Linked DNA regions of Mus musculus: region 1 is linked to region 2. Evidence: chromatin loops called from intact Hi-C (ENCODE). Cell type or tissue: left cerebral cortex. All regions are shown on one strand. Links, peaks and the distances in the headings refer to the core of each region. The heading gives the core; the rest is flanking DNA.

Region 1 (7,867 bases), core at 1,485-6,484, 320 kb after region 2:
TCTCCTCACCTTATTTTTGGGGGACAGAAACTCTTACTGAACCTAGATGTCATTGATTTGGCTAGATTGCCTGGCCAGAGAACTCCGGCGACCCAAGGAGGTCTTTCTGAATCAATAGAGAGATGGAGGTGACTTTACTCATACCCAAGGGACATTTGGTAATGTGTGGAAAACAATTTCTATTGTCAAGATGGGGCTAATGAGCTACTGATGTTATCTAGTGGACAAAGGATGATGCTGAACACCCTACAGTGGAGAGGGTATATGTCGCACTGGATGTCTCTAGCCCTACATGTCCTGTGTGCTGAATTTGAGAAACCCTGATTAATGTGAAGATGAAGAGACAGACTGCAGGCTTCTTGCTGATCAGGCTGGAGTTCAGGGCCAAGATCCAGTAACAATAAGAAGATAAACGAAATAAAACCAAACCCTGGGAACATGAGCTGAGGGCCAGTTGGATGCACCAACTACAAACATTGGCAGAAAGGGAGGATGTGTCTCCATGCTAACATCTCCCATACATCTGCTAGTGCCAGTAACTTGGCCATAGTAGATGACTCCAGGGCCCATTCAGAGAAAGGAGTGCCTGTCTGCGTGAGTGCCTTCCATGGTTACTACTGGCTAAGAAAGGGTCAATATAACTGAAAATGACTCTATAGTATTGCCCATGTAGTCTAAGGACAGAGTACAGTCTCATGCATATTTATATCCTCCGTAATGTGGAACCCACTGTTCTATAGTTCTCCAATTAGTGCATATTAATTGACTAACTGATGGATGATGTCCTTAATTGGCCATGTCATTCATGTCCATCTCGACTCAGCATGGCCAGGACAACTTGGACATGTTCCAACTTACTGAGGAATGATCTCCCAGTGAGGACCCAAGCAATCACAGCACCACTGGACTTGGACTCAACTCAGAATCTAAATAGAAATAAAACAAGCGTGCTCCAACCCTGTGTGGGACAAGTACTGTAATCAGCTTACTGGTGGTGGCTTGGCCCCCATGAGGAATGATAGTGATAGGCAGCCACTTTGGTGATGAATCACAGAACAGCTTCATTTAGCTCACCCCATATAGACAAAGCACCCCACCAGCCTCTGGAGAAATTAATGCACCTTAATTTGAATCAGAAGCTAATTTGAAGTCAGCTATTTTACATAGCTAGTTGAAGCATCTTCCCTTCCGGGGTTATTTCTTCCCCCTCTACATGCTCCGATCTGGCTCTGGCAGCTAAATATCGAAACTAAATACTCTGCAAATCAGATGCTGAAATATGAAGAGGGGGGCGTGGGCTGCATCCTAACTTCTCCATTAATGCCTAGCCTTGTGCTTTTTCTATAGATTTCTCGATTCCTGCTCATTTTCAAAACTGCCATTAGTGAGTCTGGGAAATTGTTATGTCCTCCCAAGATGACTTCCTGGTAGCAGAGAAACCTAAAAGTCAGAAAGACTGCCCAAACCAAAGCAAATTATTGTTTAGTGATAGGAATAGAGAAAACCTCTCTGGTGGTTTGATTGAGGGATATCCCATAGGTTGGGGTTTTGAACACTGGATCCCCAGCTGGTGGTTCTGTATGGGGAGGCTTAGAGGTGTGGTCTTGCTGGAGGAAGTGTGTCATGGGGAAAGACTGAGAGTTTAATACTTTACCCCATCTGTAATTACCTCCCTCTGCTTCAGCTTGCAGTTAAGATGGCTGTGCTTCCAGCAGCTTCCACCGTCAGCCGCTTGCTGCCATGCTTCCTGACACGATGGGTCCTTATCTTTCTGGAATATGAGTCAAAGTAAATTCCTTCCATAAGTCCCTTTTGGTCATGATAGAGCTGAGAGCCAGTTCCACACAGGTCCAATGAATCCCAAGAGGTACTGGTGACAGAGAAGGTCTTCTAAGTTTCTGATGGTCTTTACTGCTATGGGGACTTCTCTTCTAGCACATGTTAATGGTTGGATGGGAATTGTCCTCCATAGGCTCATGTGTTTGTAAGCTGGTCCCCAGCACTGTATTGGAAGGTTGTGGAAAGACATGGAGCTTACAGATAGAAGAAGACCACTGGGGGGGTGAGCCTTGTGGTTCTATAGCTTAGGTCCACTTCCTGCCTATGCTCTGCTTTCTGGTTGCAGATGCTATGTGACCCAAAACCTGTCATGCCTTCACTGCCATGATAGACTGTTTCCTCTTCCAAGTGCCACCCCGAGTCTGGAAACTTGAAGCACTATTTCTAGGCTGGGTTAAACAACACTTTATTTGTTAACACTTGCTCAGGTTGCTTGTCAGGTATTTGGTCATAGAAGCGAGAACAACAGCATGTTTGGCAAAGACGTTGATGCGGCTTGGTACTGTGATGGAAAACAACGAAGCTAGTTCCAGAGCTGGAGTAAGACTTATGGTAACTTTGGGCATCTTAATGAGACTTCAGCCTCCTGGATAGTAATAAAACATGTCAGAGAAGATGTGACTGACTGAACTGGGGCTCTGTACTGTGAAGAAAAAACAAAACAAGGCCAAGAGCCTTTTCTCACCCTACAGCAAATACACAAAAAGGACCAGTAATTTGTACTTTTGGAACACTGGGTTGACTTAAAACTACTACTTACTTGTGTATTTGTGTGTGTTGGGGGGGGGGAGTCAACCATAGGTATACAGAAGAGGGAGGGGGTGAACTGAGAGGCAGATTCACAGAGTGGCTGCTTTCCCCTAGTACGGAGTGCTACAAGATTAGAATGCTTCTAAACCTACTAAGAACAAGAAGGCGCTGTTGTGCTTCTATAGTAAGTAGCCAGCAAACAGTACTAGCTAAAAAATGACAAGGCTTTATTTGTGTCCACCCTCTGTGACCATTCTGTATTCGAAGGTACACTCTTCATCATGGAATGTTGTTTGTTTTCATATCAGAAACAACAACAAATTAGGCACAATTCAGGGCATGGTGTCACCTGCCTCTAATCCAAGCACTTGGGAAGCTGAGGCAGGAGGATCACAAGTTCAAAAACAGCCTGGGCTATACAGCAAGACAAACCAGAAAAATAAAACAAGCAAATACAGGAAAACGTATTTCCTTGTTCTGAAAGTAGCACCTCTCCTGAACCTGCAAGTCACACGGCTACATCTGACTTCACGTGGGAGGGAAAGTCTTTCTTCCATGTTTCCAGAGAGTTTGGAAGCTGATCCTGCATGATTAGCCTTACTAACTTCATGAAACACATGAATAGAAAGAAAATCATGGAATGGTGTGTTTTATTTCTTTGTTGCTAATCAGAGACTGAGAACTCAATAAGTCACATAGTGGCCCCTGGGGTCCTTCAGCCTAACTGGTTGGAAATCACCTAGGAGACACGCCTCTTGGGAATGTCTATGAGGATGTTCCCAGAGCGATTTAACTGAAAAGGGAAGACCCACATTGAATGTGGGTGGAACTGTGTCCTGGACTGGGTCAAAGATGGGAAAGTGGAAGTCAGCAGAGCCAGGACTCCTGGTCTGCAGAGACATGAGCATGTCCTCAGTCATCCTTGCAAGTCATCTCTGCCCCACCACCCCACCATGAAGGAGTACAGCCCCTGAATCATGAACCCAGATGAACCTCTCCTCTTTACATTTCCTCTGGTCACCGCACTGAACAAAGCAACTAAAACAATTTCCACTGTGGCCATTGGTGGAAAGTTTGCAGAGAGCCTAGGGGGTGTTTTGAGGCAGCAGAAGCAAGCCTTTGGGATAGAGCCCTGATGCAATGCTCACTTTGATTTCCTACTCATGTGCTAGGAGGAGCAAAGTTCTAAGTGGCATGCAGCAGTTTCCATGGTAGCACACGACCTACTAGCAACACTGCACATACTAGGTGTGCTATTCTGTGCCCCATAATTAGAAGTGCTGTTTCCAGAATGGGGAAGCAGTATCAAAATACTTACTTATAGCTTGTAATATTAGCTCCTCACTCAGGAGCTGTGCCACACAACGGTGAACTGGTTTCCTTTTGGCTGCAGTCACAAACAACCATCAACAGGTACACTGAAACATCAGCTATGCATTTTCTTGCTTTCTGTATTGTGTCTACTTCCCTTTCTGTAGTCTAGAAGTCTGAACTCCCAGGCATCAGCAGGGCTGTGCTCCCCCCTAGAGGCTCTAGAAAAAAAATCCACTCATCCCTCTTTCCAGCTCTCATCTTAGTCCTGCTTTTCATATTGCCTCTTCCTCTCCTGTGTGGCTTCTTCTCACATGGTTGTCCTCAAACTTCCCCTACCTCTCTCATATGAGGTGGCAAGTGATTGAATTTATTTTTAACCAGATGATAAAGATAAACTTCTCTTGAGATTCTTAACTTGGTCAGTGAGGTGTCTCAGCAGGTAAAGGTACTTGCCACTAAGTCTGATGACCTAAGTTCCATCCCCAGGACCCACATGATGGAAGATGACAACTGATTCCTGCAAACTATCTTCTATACTCACCCACACAAACTTCCTCCTACATAAAATTAATAAGTAAAAGGCATTAGAATTTTAAAGATGCTTAGGTTAGGGGTTCGTGAGATGGCTCATCAGTTAAGAGCACTTGCTTAACTTGGGTCTTCCAGAGGACCCAAGTTCAGTTCTCAGCACTAATAGTAGGAGAATCACAGCCATCTATCTCTAGATGGTTCAGCTCCAAATCCAATGCTTCTGGCCTTCTTGGGTACTTGCAATCACCTACATATACCCACATGTAGAGACACACCTATACATAATTTAACATGATAAAAATAAATATTTTCAGAAGATGCTTAGCTTAGTCACATTTCTGGCCACATAAAATAACACTCACTGGTTGCAAGGATTAAAATACAGATACATCTTTTAGGAGATGAACTGTGTAGGCTATAGTCAGCTGAGAAAATGGAATCTTAATTGAGAAAATGCCTCCACAAGATTGGGCTTATAGGTAAACCTGTAAACTATGTTCTGAATTAACAACTGAGGAGGAAGGCCCCAGCCCTTTGTAGATTGTACACTCCTGAGGCTGGTGCTCCTTGGTCCTATAAGAAAGCAGGCTAAGCAAGCCAGGAGGAGCAAGCCAGTAAGTAGAACTCCTCCATGGCCTCTGCATCAGCTTCTGCCTCCAGGTTCCTGCCCTGTTTGAGTTCCTGTCCTAATTTCCTTCAATAATGAACAATGATATGGAAGTATAAGCCAAACAGACCCTTTCCTCCCCAGGTTGCTTTGCTCATGGTGCTTCATTGCAGCAGTATAAACCCTAAGTAGGACAGAAGACCATCAGCCTAGGTGTGATACCCTAGGAAAACCCAGAAGGAAGGACTGTTCAGAGAACCTGACCCTCAACATATGCTCTTCAGATATGCCTGAAGCATTGACTAGCTATCGGGCTATAACTGAAGGATGAGACCCAGATAGCTTAGTCCAAAGACAAATATGAGAAGGTAGGAAACTCAGAGGAAACATGCCAAGGGCCAGTGACTCAAGGAAGTCTTGGAGTTCAAGGCTTCCAACTTAATCCTTCCTTTAAAAAAGTAAATTGCAATCTGGAAGAATAGAGAGGAATTGAAAGCCTCCATTGGTGAGGTGCCTCCAGGTAAAATTTCCAAACTTGTTCTTCCAAACTTGACTGGGAGAAAGTGTCTTGCTTGTTCTGACACTGGAGGGAACATGCTGGCTTGGTGTCATCTAGACACAGAGGTTTCTGAGGGAATGTTGGGACCCAGTGGATCACCTTAAGGCTTGTAACCTTGTAACCAGGCCCTACTTCCTGACTTCTACATTCTCACTGCTGAGGCCATGTGACCACCCCAGCTCACCATGTCCCTGTGCACATCAGCATTTGTAACTAAGTACCTTCATTTCTGAGCACAACTCTGGTGAGTGGAGGTGGGGTTTAGTTGAGATCTGGCTCAAACATCTCTGCTCATGTCTTACTGGGGTTCTTGGCAACATTTTCCATTGATATGGACTTTTCTACCCCTGTCTCTTACCTCCTTCCCGAACTCCAGGCCCTAGATGGAGACAATGATGGGAGCCTGTAGCAGTGAGGTTTTGCTGCACACACACATCTGCCCAGGAGCTATCTTTGGATCCACAAATGAAAGGTACACAACTAGCTTATTTTTTTTATTTTTTATTAGGTATTTTCCTCATTTACATTTCCAATGCTATCCCAAAAGTCCCCCATACCCACCCCACCCACAATCCCCTACCCACCCACTCCCCCTTTTTGGCCCTGGCGTTCCCCTGTAATGGGGCATATAAAGTTTGCAAGTCCAATGGGCCTCTCTTTCCAGTGATGGCCAACTAGGCCATCTTTTGATATATATGCAGCTAAAGACAAGAGCTCCAGGGTACTGGTTAGTTCATATTGTTGTTCCACCTATAGGGTTGCAGTTCCCTTTAGCTCCTTGGGTACTTTCTCTAGCTCTTCAAATGGGGGGCCCTGTGATCCATCCAATAGCTGACTGTGAGCATCCACTTCTGTGTTTGCTAGGCCCCAGCCTAGTCTCACAAGATACAGCCATATCTGGGTCCTTTCAGCAAAATCTTGCTAGTGTATGCAATGGTGTCAGCGTTTGGAAGCTAATTATGGGATGGATCCATGGATATGGCAATCACTAGATGGTCCATCCTTTCGTCACAGCTCCAAAAGCTCTTCTGGCTTTCATAGTCTCTGGTGAAAAATCTGGTGTAATTCTGATAGGCTTGCCTTTATATCTTACTTGACCTTTTTTCCTTACTGCTTTTAGTATTCTATCTTTATTTAGTGCATTTGGTGTTCTGATTATTATGTGTCGGGAGGAATTTCTTTTCTGGTCCAGTCTATTTGGAGTTCTGTAGGCTTCTTGTATGTTCATGGGCATCTCTTTCTTTAGATTTGGGAAGTTTTCTTCTATAATTTTGTTGAAGATATTTGCCGGTCCTCTGAGTTGAAAGTCTTCATTCTCATCCACTCCTATTATCCGTAGGTTTGGTCTTCTCATTGTATCCTGGATTTCCTGGATGCTTTGAGTTAGGATCTTTTTGCATTTTCCATTTTCTTTGATTGTTGTGCCGATGTTCTTTATGGAATCGTCTGCACCTGAGATTCTCTCTTCCATCTCTTGTATTCTGTTGCTGATGCTCGCATCTATGGTTCCAGATTTCTTTCCTAGGTTTTCTATCTCCAGCGTTGCCTCACTTTGGATTTTCTTTATTGTGTCTACTTCCCTTTTTAGGTCTTGGATGGTTTTATTCAATTCCATCACCTGTTTGGTTGTGTTTTCCTGAAATTCTTTAAGGAATTTTTGTGTTTCCTCTTTTATGTCTTCTATCTGTTTAACAGTGTTCGCCTGTATTTCTTTAAGTGAGTTATTTAAGTCCTTCTTGATGTCCTCTACCATCATCATGAGATATACTTTTAAATCCGGGTCTAGCTTTTCGGGTGTGTCTGGGTGCCCTGGACTGGGTGAAGTGGGAGTGCTGGGTTCTGATGATGGTGACTGGTCTTGGTTTCTGTTAGTAAGATTCTTATGTTTACCTTTCGTCATCTGGTAATCTCTGGAGTTAGTTGTTATAGTTGTCTCTGTTTAGAGATTGTTCCTCTGGTTCTTCTGTTACCCTCTATCAGCAGACCTTGGAGACTAGCTCCATCCTCTGAGTTTCAGTGTTCAGAGCAGTCTCTGCAGGCAAGCTCTCCTCTTACAGGGAAGGTGCACAGTTATCTGGCATTTGGACCTCCTCTTGGCCGAAGATGAACTGCCCAAAACAGGACCTTTCCCAGAAGCTGTTTCGCTTTGGCCTTTCACAGAAGCTGTTGTTTCAGTAGTCCACACTCTCACCTGTACAGACTACTTTCTGCGGAGTCCCTGAACCAAGATGGCTCCCGCGGATTCTGAGGCAAAGGCCTCCCAGGCC
Region 2 (7,867 bases), core at 1,359-6,358:
CAGTCTCAGGGACTGACATCTACTGGATTCTTGGGCTTTCCATTGGAAGACAATGTTTGTTGAACTAGTTAGACCACAGTCTGTGAGCCTTTAAGTTATTCTAATAAATAACTTTCCTTTAGTTCTGTTCCTCTAGAGAACCCTGACCAATACAGTTTTCTTCAATGCACCATGATTCAGATAATGTAAGTCAAATAAACCCTTTCCTCCCCGTGTAGCTTTCAGTCATGGGGTTTTGGTTATAAGGTTATAGCAATAGTAACCCTAACCAAGATTCTGGACTTTTATGGCCTTGACTTTGGCCTCCATAAGATGGAAATAATAGTATAGATGATAACAATTATATTAATGAAATAGCAAATTTGCTTGATGAATACAAAGAGATAGCTGGATGCAGGTGGTATATGATTAATATACACTTAGAAGGTGGAGGCCAGAGGATCAGGAATTCCAGGTCCCCTTAGTGAGTTCAAGACCAGCCTGGAATATACCAGACTCTCCTTCAAAAGACAACCAGCAAATAAATGAAAAAAACCCAACCAAAGAAGTAATGTCTATACAAATGCTATGGAATATGCAGCCATCAAATCGTCCCTCAAGCAGACCAGCCATAGCTTTTACTTGTATGCCCACCTCTTCTCGCTTTTTCGTTTCTGTCTCTTTTCTCTTTTCTTTTTTCTTCCAGGCTGAGTAAACACAGCTGCTTAAAACGTGCATTGGATTGAATGCACTTCCTTCTCGAGGTTTCCATGTTGTCTTGCCATGTCTGAGGAACATCCAGAAGGCATGTCAACCCAAGGGCTACGGGAAACAAACCAGTGTGGACAGGCTCCTAATGAAAAATGACTCCCCCTCCTCCCAGCAGTCATCAGCGACTTATAACTCCTTAGCTAGGGGTGGGGTCAGGATGCCCACCCCCCATGCTGGCTGGCCTTTTGTTGTTGTTGTTTTTAACTTTTAATTGGTTCTTTGTCAGTTTCACATCATGCACCCCAGCCCAGTCCTGTTCATCTCCCCCACCCCCTTGTATCTAACTTCTGCCCTTGCAACCTTTCCCCCCAACAAAGAAAATAAAACACACATAAACAAACAAAATAAACAAAACAAAACAAAGCATAGAAAACATCTCATCATGGAAGCTGTTGTATGCTGTAGTGTGTCCCACAGTATTCCTCTCTGTCCACACATCTTCGCTTGCAAATGTTCATTGCAATGAATCATTGGTCTGGTTTGAGGTCACACCACCAATATTGGATCCTCACAGGGACTCCTCCTAGTTATCCTGTTGCTGCCCCATCATGGAGATCCTGCAGCTTTGGATCGGCAGGACTCGTCCTTTCACCACTACAACAGCTCACAAATAATGTAGATTTTGGTGTGTGTGTGTGTGTTTGGGGGGGGGGTGTCACTCAAATCACTGGAACAGGGCGTGGATGGTAGCTGAAACTGCTCAGCTTGCTGTCGCTCCCTTATCTGCATCATCAGGGCCAGCTTTCCAGCCCTGCTCTGGTTAGGCCACCCAATGTCGCCATTGGCAGGAGGCAGGGCCAGCTGTCCCAATTGCACAGCCTCAGGGATGGCTTACCCGTGGCTTTGCCGTCAGGATCAGCTCCACTATGTTGCCCCAGTGAGGGGCAGGGCCAGCTTTCCGGATTACTGCAGGTGGTGTGGTGCCAGGAAGGGGAGGGCATCACCCTGGCGCCTACTCTGCCTCATAGCATGAGTGGTGGGTGCAGCCCTCCCATGCTCACACCCTCAGGGCTAGCTTACCAGTGCTCTCTCCATTGGGCCAGCTCTACTGCGCTGCCTAGGTGAGGTGCAGAGCCTGCTCTCCCAAGTGCTGCAGCTGGTAAGGGGCCAAGCTCTCATGACCCTGGGTCTAGCAATCCCGACTGATTCAGGGGCAAAGGCAGGGTAGCGGCGGTGAGGGTATTAACCCTTCCCCCCACCTGGTGCCCGTAGTGTTTGGCATTTTAAGCTGGTTTGATCTCGTACAGGTCTTGTGTAACCACATCTCCCTGTCAGGTCCGGAGGCTCCTCCTCCCCACCCCCTATTTCTTACATTCTGTCTGCCTCCTCCTTCTGTGATGTCCCCTGAGGCTTGCTCAGAGTGGGGTTGATGCAGAGGCTAAATGACAAAACTTTGAAGTTTTCCTTTCCTTTCCTTTCCTTTTTTTTTTTTTTTTTTTGGATATTTTCTTTATTTACATTTCAAATGTTATCCCCTTTCCTAGTTTCTCCTTCGAAAAATCTCCTCTCCCCTCCCCCTCCCCCTGCTCCCCAACCCACCCACTCCTGCTTTTTGGCCCTGGCATTCCCTGATACTGGGGCATAGAGCCTTCATAGGACAAAGGGCCTCTCTACCCATGATGTCCGACTAGGCCATCCTTTGCTGCATATGCAGCTGGAGCCATGAGTCCCACCATGTGTGCTCTTTGGCTGGTGGTTTAGTCCCTGGTAGCTCTGGGGGTACTGGTTAGTTCATATTGTTGTTCCTCCTTTGGGGCTGAAAACCCCTTCTGTTCCTTAGGACCTTTCTCTAGCTCCTTCACTGGGGACCCTATGCTCAGTCCAATGGATGACTGAGAGCATCCACTTCTGTATTTGCCAGGCACTGGCAGAACCTCTCAGGAGAAAGCTGCTATATCAGGTTCCTGTCAGCAAGCACTTGTTGGCATCCACAAAAGTGTCTGGGTTTGGTGATTGTAAATGGGATGGATTCCCAGGTGGGGCAGTCTCTGGATGGTCATTTCTTCAGTCTCTACTCCACACTGTGTCTCTGTAACTCCTTCCATGGTGTTTTGTTCCCCCTTCTAAGATGGATAGAAGTATCCACACTATAGTCTTCCTTTTTCTTGAGTTTCATGTGATATTTCTTAAACTGAAAGAGAATTGACTCTATTCCCCCACCCCTTTCCTTACAGTATCTGCCTGTGTGGTAATCAGTATTTTTTTTTTTTTTTTAATTTTGGCTGTGTTTATTCCGAGCCACAAGCATGTGACTAGGCCGAAGTGACTCCACACTACCAAGAAGCCCTTTCACCTTTGCTTTGTAATTAGTGCTTTGGTTTCCTTTGAGAGCTTTTCTTGAGCAAAGTGATACGGTACAGGGCTAGAATAAATTTGTTATGGAAACCATAGTCCTTTTTCTCTCATTAAGAAAACGCAGAAGCACCTAAAGTCATAGTGAGTGGAGGACCTAGTGTGCTCAAGTCAACTTCTCCCTGAGCTGAGCTCCCGAGGTGGGCATTGCTCAGCATAGGAGAGTTAGATTGCTGCCAAGGGTTACCCACAAAAGCGTGTTCAACCCCAGGAACCTCCAGCCTGCTCCTCACAATACACAGTTTCCAAAGTAATTCAAGTTGAAAAGTGGGAGAGAGCCTAGTGGCATGACATTTCATTCTTTTGAATAGTTTGTAAGAGAAAAAAATGGGGATGAGAGTATTTTGTTGCCATGGCAACTTGAAGAGCCCTGCACTGCCTGATGAGACAGCGGGGCTGCCAATGCTCAGTCTTGATTCTACACGAGGAAAACAGGACTGCTGTGGGTTGGGCATTGGATGGTAAACATTCCTTTATCCCTGTACAGTTCTGCCACACTGAGTGACTGTAAAAAAAAAAAATTGGTTAAATTAAACCTGTGCACAGTGACGGTGGCAGAGGAGCATCTATTCAGGCACATCCCCACCTGAAGGCACTCTGCGTTGCTGCTCCAGTTTCTGTTCATCCTTTGCTTCGAAGATGCAAACCCACAGGGGGAGATCCCTTACTGACTGGTCCTCAGCCAACCCCAGCCTTATTGAGAAGAGAATCGACAATAAGGTTTACTTTCCTGATGCTTGTAAAATCTAAATGGCCAAGTTGCTCGCAGCCGTCTTTCATTCTTTCTCTTTTCCTGAGTGCTCACTGGGTTGGTGGGTAAAGACCAGCAGCAGCAGGAGCTGCAGCTGCAGCAGCAGGAGGGATGGCTTAGGGATTGAAAGCTCTGGATGCTCTTTCTGAGGACCCAGGCTCAGTTTTCATTCCTCACAACCACCTACAACTACAGTCTCAGGGGATCTGGTGCCCCCTTCTGGTACTCGGTATAAGCTTGTACATAGACACATGCAAGTAACACACACACACACACACACACACACACACATACACACACATATTCATTTACTTGCTTGTGTGCTTATGTGCATGAGTGTGTATTTGGAGGCCAGAGGGATGATGTCAACCTTATTTTTACTAATTTATTATTCTGAGACAGCGGCTGTCACTGGCTAGGCTGACTGACTACTAAGGCCCAGAGCTCCCTCTTTCCTCTTCCCAGTGCTGAGATGTCAAGCCCATCTCACCACACTTGGCTTTTTTTCTCACGGGTTCTGGGGATCTGACTCAGGCCTGTACTAGCAGGGCAGAGGCTTTCCTACCCCAGCCATGGGAATTTCTTTTGGAGAAGTCTCTCAGGTGGCCTGGTGCATGGTAGGCTGAGCATCGGTAGGAGATGCACATAAGTGCTTCCTTTTTTTTTTTTAATAAAACTTTCTCAAATGTTTCCTATGAAACTAATAAACGTGAGGCAGCGACCATGAGTAACAGCAAATAAGTTTCAAGGAGCCCTTTCCTTTGCCTAGATTAGAACTTTTCAGAAAGAGTAATCTCTGAGGACATGCCTTGTGCTTTATTTATGGCCAACACCAAGTAGATGGTTTATAGAAGGGTGCTGGATATCAGCCTGGCACTGTGGCACTAAGCAGGGTCCATAATCTTTAGGATGTGTGAGAGTGCACTTACCCACTGCCCTCAAAAAATAATTATCTCTCTATTTGTTTTTTTTTTTTTTTTTGCTTATTGATTGATTGGTTGTATGTGTGTGTGTGTGTGTGTGAGAAAGAGAGAGAGAGAGAGAGAGAGAGAGAGAGAGAGAGAATGAGAGAGCGAGCTCATACATGTGAGTGCATGTGGCAGGTCTGCCTATGCTCCTACACATGCATGCATATATGCACACAAATAATAAATAAAAATTAAATACAAAATCAAAGCATAACAAAAGAAAGAAAAATCAATGAAACAATCACATTAACAGAATAAGAAAGAGCCAGAAATAGAAGGAAACTTCTCCAACCTGAATGACATCTTCAACAAACTAATTATGACACCCCCTTCCCTTTTGCTCACAGATCCAGGGTGCTGATATAAACGGCTAACGTCTATTGAATGCTTACCGTGTGTTCATCAAGGGCATCCAGCGCTTGACATTATTCTATGATGTTGCCATCTACCCTGGGATGTAGGAGCTCTATGGGGTGCAGGAGCTCTATGGGGTGCAGGAGCTCTATGGGGTGCAGGAGCTCTATGGGGTGCAGCTTGGACTTGCCTGTTAGACACAATCAAATTCTACACAGGTGCCATTTCTTTCTATTCTCTCAATAACTCTGTGACATGGATATAAATACCCTCATTTGGACAACTGGGACATGATGGTACCTCACAATATTGCATTGCCTTTGAAGGAAGGAACCAGGATGTCCTGTGAACAAGAAGTACATCCTTTCCTACTGTATCCCAGGCCCATCTTCTCACCAGTTAAAGCAAAGACCAAGAGTCCAAGGAGGTGTTTTCACAAGACAGGCGGGCTCCTTTTATAAATCTTTCTTCTGCCTTCATGCACCTGTGAGGATGGGGGTCATAGACCAGCACTGAATGTCTTCCTTAATAACAAACTCTCCACCTTAAAGCATTCTATTCTATTCTATTCTATTCTATTCTATTCTATTCTATTCTATTCTATTCTATTCTATTCTATTCTATTCTATTTATCTACCCACAGGCTTGTGGGTACACACATGTCTCTATATGTGTTTGTGTGAGTGTATGCATGTGTATGTGCAAGTGAGCATGCTTAAGCATGTGTGGACAGAGGAGGGTGTTAGACCCCTCAGGGCTGAGGTTACAGGCATTTGTGGGACAAAGTGTGCTGAGATCTGAACTCAGGTCCTCAGGATTGTACGGCAAGCACTCTTTAACTGCCCAGCCGTTCTCCAGCCCCTCCACCGTAATTCTTTTGAGACAGAGTTCCTCACTGGGAGCTAGGTTTTATTAATTTGGCCAGACTGGCCAGTAAGCCCTAGGGGTCTGCTTGTCTCCTGCTTCCCAATGCTAGGTTTATAAGCACATGATATCATGCCTTTTTTTTTTTTTTAATGGATGCTGGGATCACACTCAGGTTCTCATTTTAAACAGCTCATGACTGAGCCATCTCTCCATCCCCATGATGGCTATGTTCCCAGTAAGCACTACAGAGTACCCAACTGTGTTGGCTACTAAGGATATCATGAAGAATTAACCAGAGTCTTCTCTGAATGATGCTCATAGTCTGGTCAAGAAGACAGACATTTGAAATTAATACAAGATGGTGATTGTTTCTGCTGGCACTTGGGGAACACCAACCCTCAGTGGGTGGGGGATGACAATTAGCAAGAGATGTCCAGGTGGTTTTAGGGTACAGTGGCTGGAAGGACATCTCTGAAGATGGAAAACTGTATGTAAGTGCATGGGATTCTAAGACAGAGCGTGCTCAGTCGACTGAATGCAGTTCATCTGGAACTGTGATGGGTAGTAGCCACCTAGACTGGGCCCAGCTTCTGCAGAATCCCAGGAACCCTGTTACAAAACAAACAAACAAACAAACAAACAAACAAATCCTTCCAGGCTCTTGGCATTGGGAATTAGCAAACTGGTTTATATTTTAAGTAGCTAATAAGGCCTATGCTTTAACTTTACAGCTAATTAACTATTTAATCAATTATGTGCTGTAGATGGTACTAAGGCCTTTTGTGGGCTAAGCATACATTCTACCTCTTAGCTATATCCCCAGGCCCCGAAATTTTTATTATTGTTGTTGTTTTTAGAGACAGGGTCCCATGGAGTTTTGGCTGACTTCTAACCTGCTGCATGGCCTTCCATTTGTGATCCTTCTGTTTCCCACTTCCTACACGTCGTAATACAGCACATGTCGGTGTGCTGGCTTTATGTAGTGCTGGGCGTTGATCCTTTCCCTCTTCCACAGAAGGCTGTCATGTAAAGTTCTGAGACTTGGAGCTGTGGAAGCCATCTTGAATCCAGGAGGACAGCCAACAGGGAGCGGAGGGAAGATCCTGTGATTCCACTCGAGTTGTTGAGCTGCAAACCAGTTCTGAACTCCCAGCAAACATTCTAGTTCTGTGAGACGATTGCCTCATTTGTTAAGCCACCATTAGTCATAGAATTTTTTAAAAAACTGTTTATATTTTAAGATTTATTTATTTGTTTATTTTGAGACAGAGTTTTTCTGAGTAGCCTTGGCTGTCCTGTGGTAGACTAGGCTGGCTTTGAACTCACAGGGATTCATCTGCCTCTGCTTCCTGAGGCATGAGGATGAAAGGCATGTGCCACTACACCTGCTTTAATTTTATTTTTACTTGTGTGTGTGTGTTCATGCACACACACGTACATGTATGTATGAGTGCATATGTGTGCACTGAGTCAGCCAGAAAGCTTCAGATCCTACAAGTTGGAGTTACAGGCAGTTGTAAGCTGGCTCATGCTCTGCATGTTGGGAACCACACTCGGGTCCTTTGCCAGAGCAGTAAAAGCTTTCACATCCTAAGCCACCTATCCAGTCACACTCTGGTTTTTTGTTTGTTTGTTTGTTTGTTTGTTTTTTGTTTTTTCTTGCAGCCAATGCACTTGAACTGATAAAGTATCAATATCTAGAACATAGTAGAAGAATCTCATGAGCAAATCCATCAGTTGACAGGCATGTTCTCTCTACAACCTGGGATAGCCTTTAAATAGAAAGCAGATAATCTTCGAGTTACTTATTCATGTATTTATTTTT

The links. Hi-C counts contacts between places; a loop is a spot of excess contacts. Peaks named below come from ENCODE experiments on the same cell type or tissue, not always from the same donor. Only the 100,000 strongest peaks of a DNase experiment are listed, where the experiment ranks them.
Region 1: it touches region 2 in a loop (3-fold over the local background); 3 of 42 quality-filtered maps call a loop at or near these places.

Annotation. Positions count from the first base shown.
Region 1 is chr6:82,289,955-82,297,821 of GRCm38, reverse strand. No RefSeq gene overlaps it. Among named protein-coding and RNA genes, the nearest start is that of Tacr1, 110 kb to the left of the region's middle. In left cerebral cortex, for the core only: a CTCF peak has its summit at 4,116; a DNase peak (open chromatin) is centred at 4,038.
Region 2 is chr6:82,605,152-82,613,018 of GRCm38, reverse strand. No RefSeq gene overlaps it. Among named protein-coding and RNA genes, the nearest start is that of Pole4, 44 kb to the left of the region's middle. In left cerebral cortex, for the core only: no CTCF peak of the experiment used is centred there; a DNase peak (open chromatin) is centred at 3,495.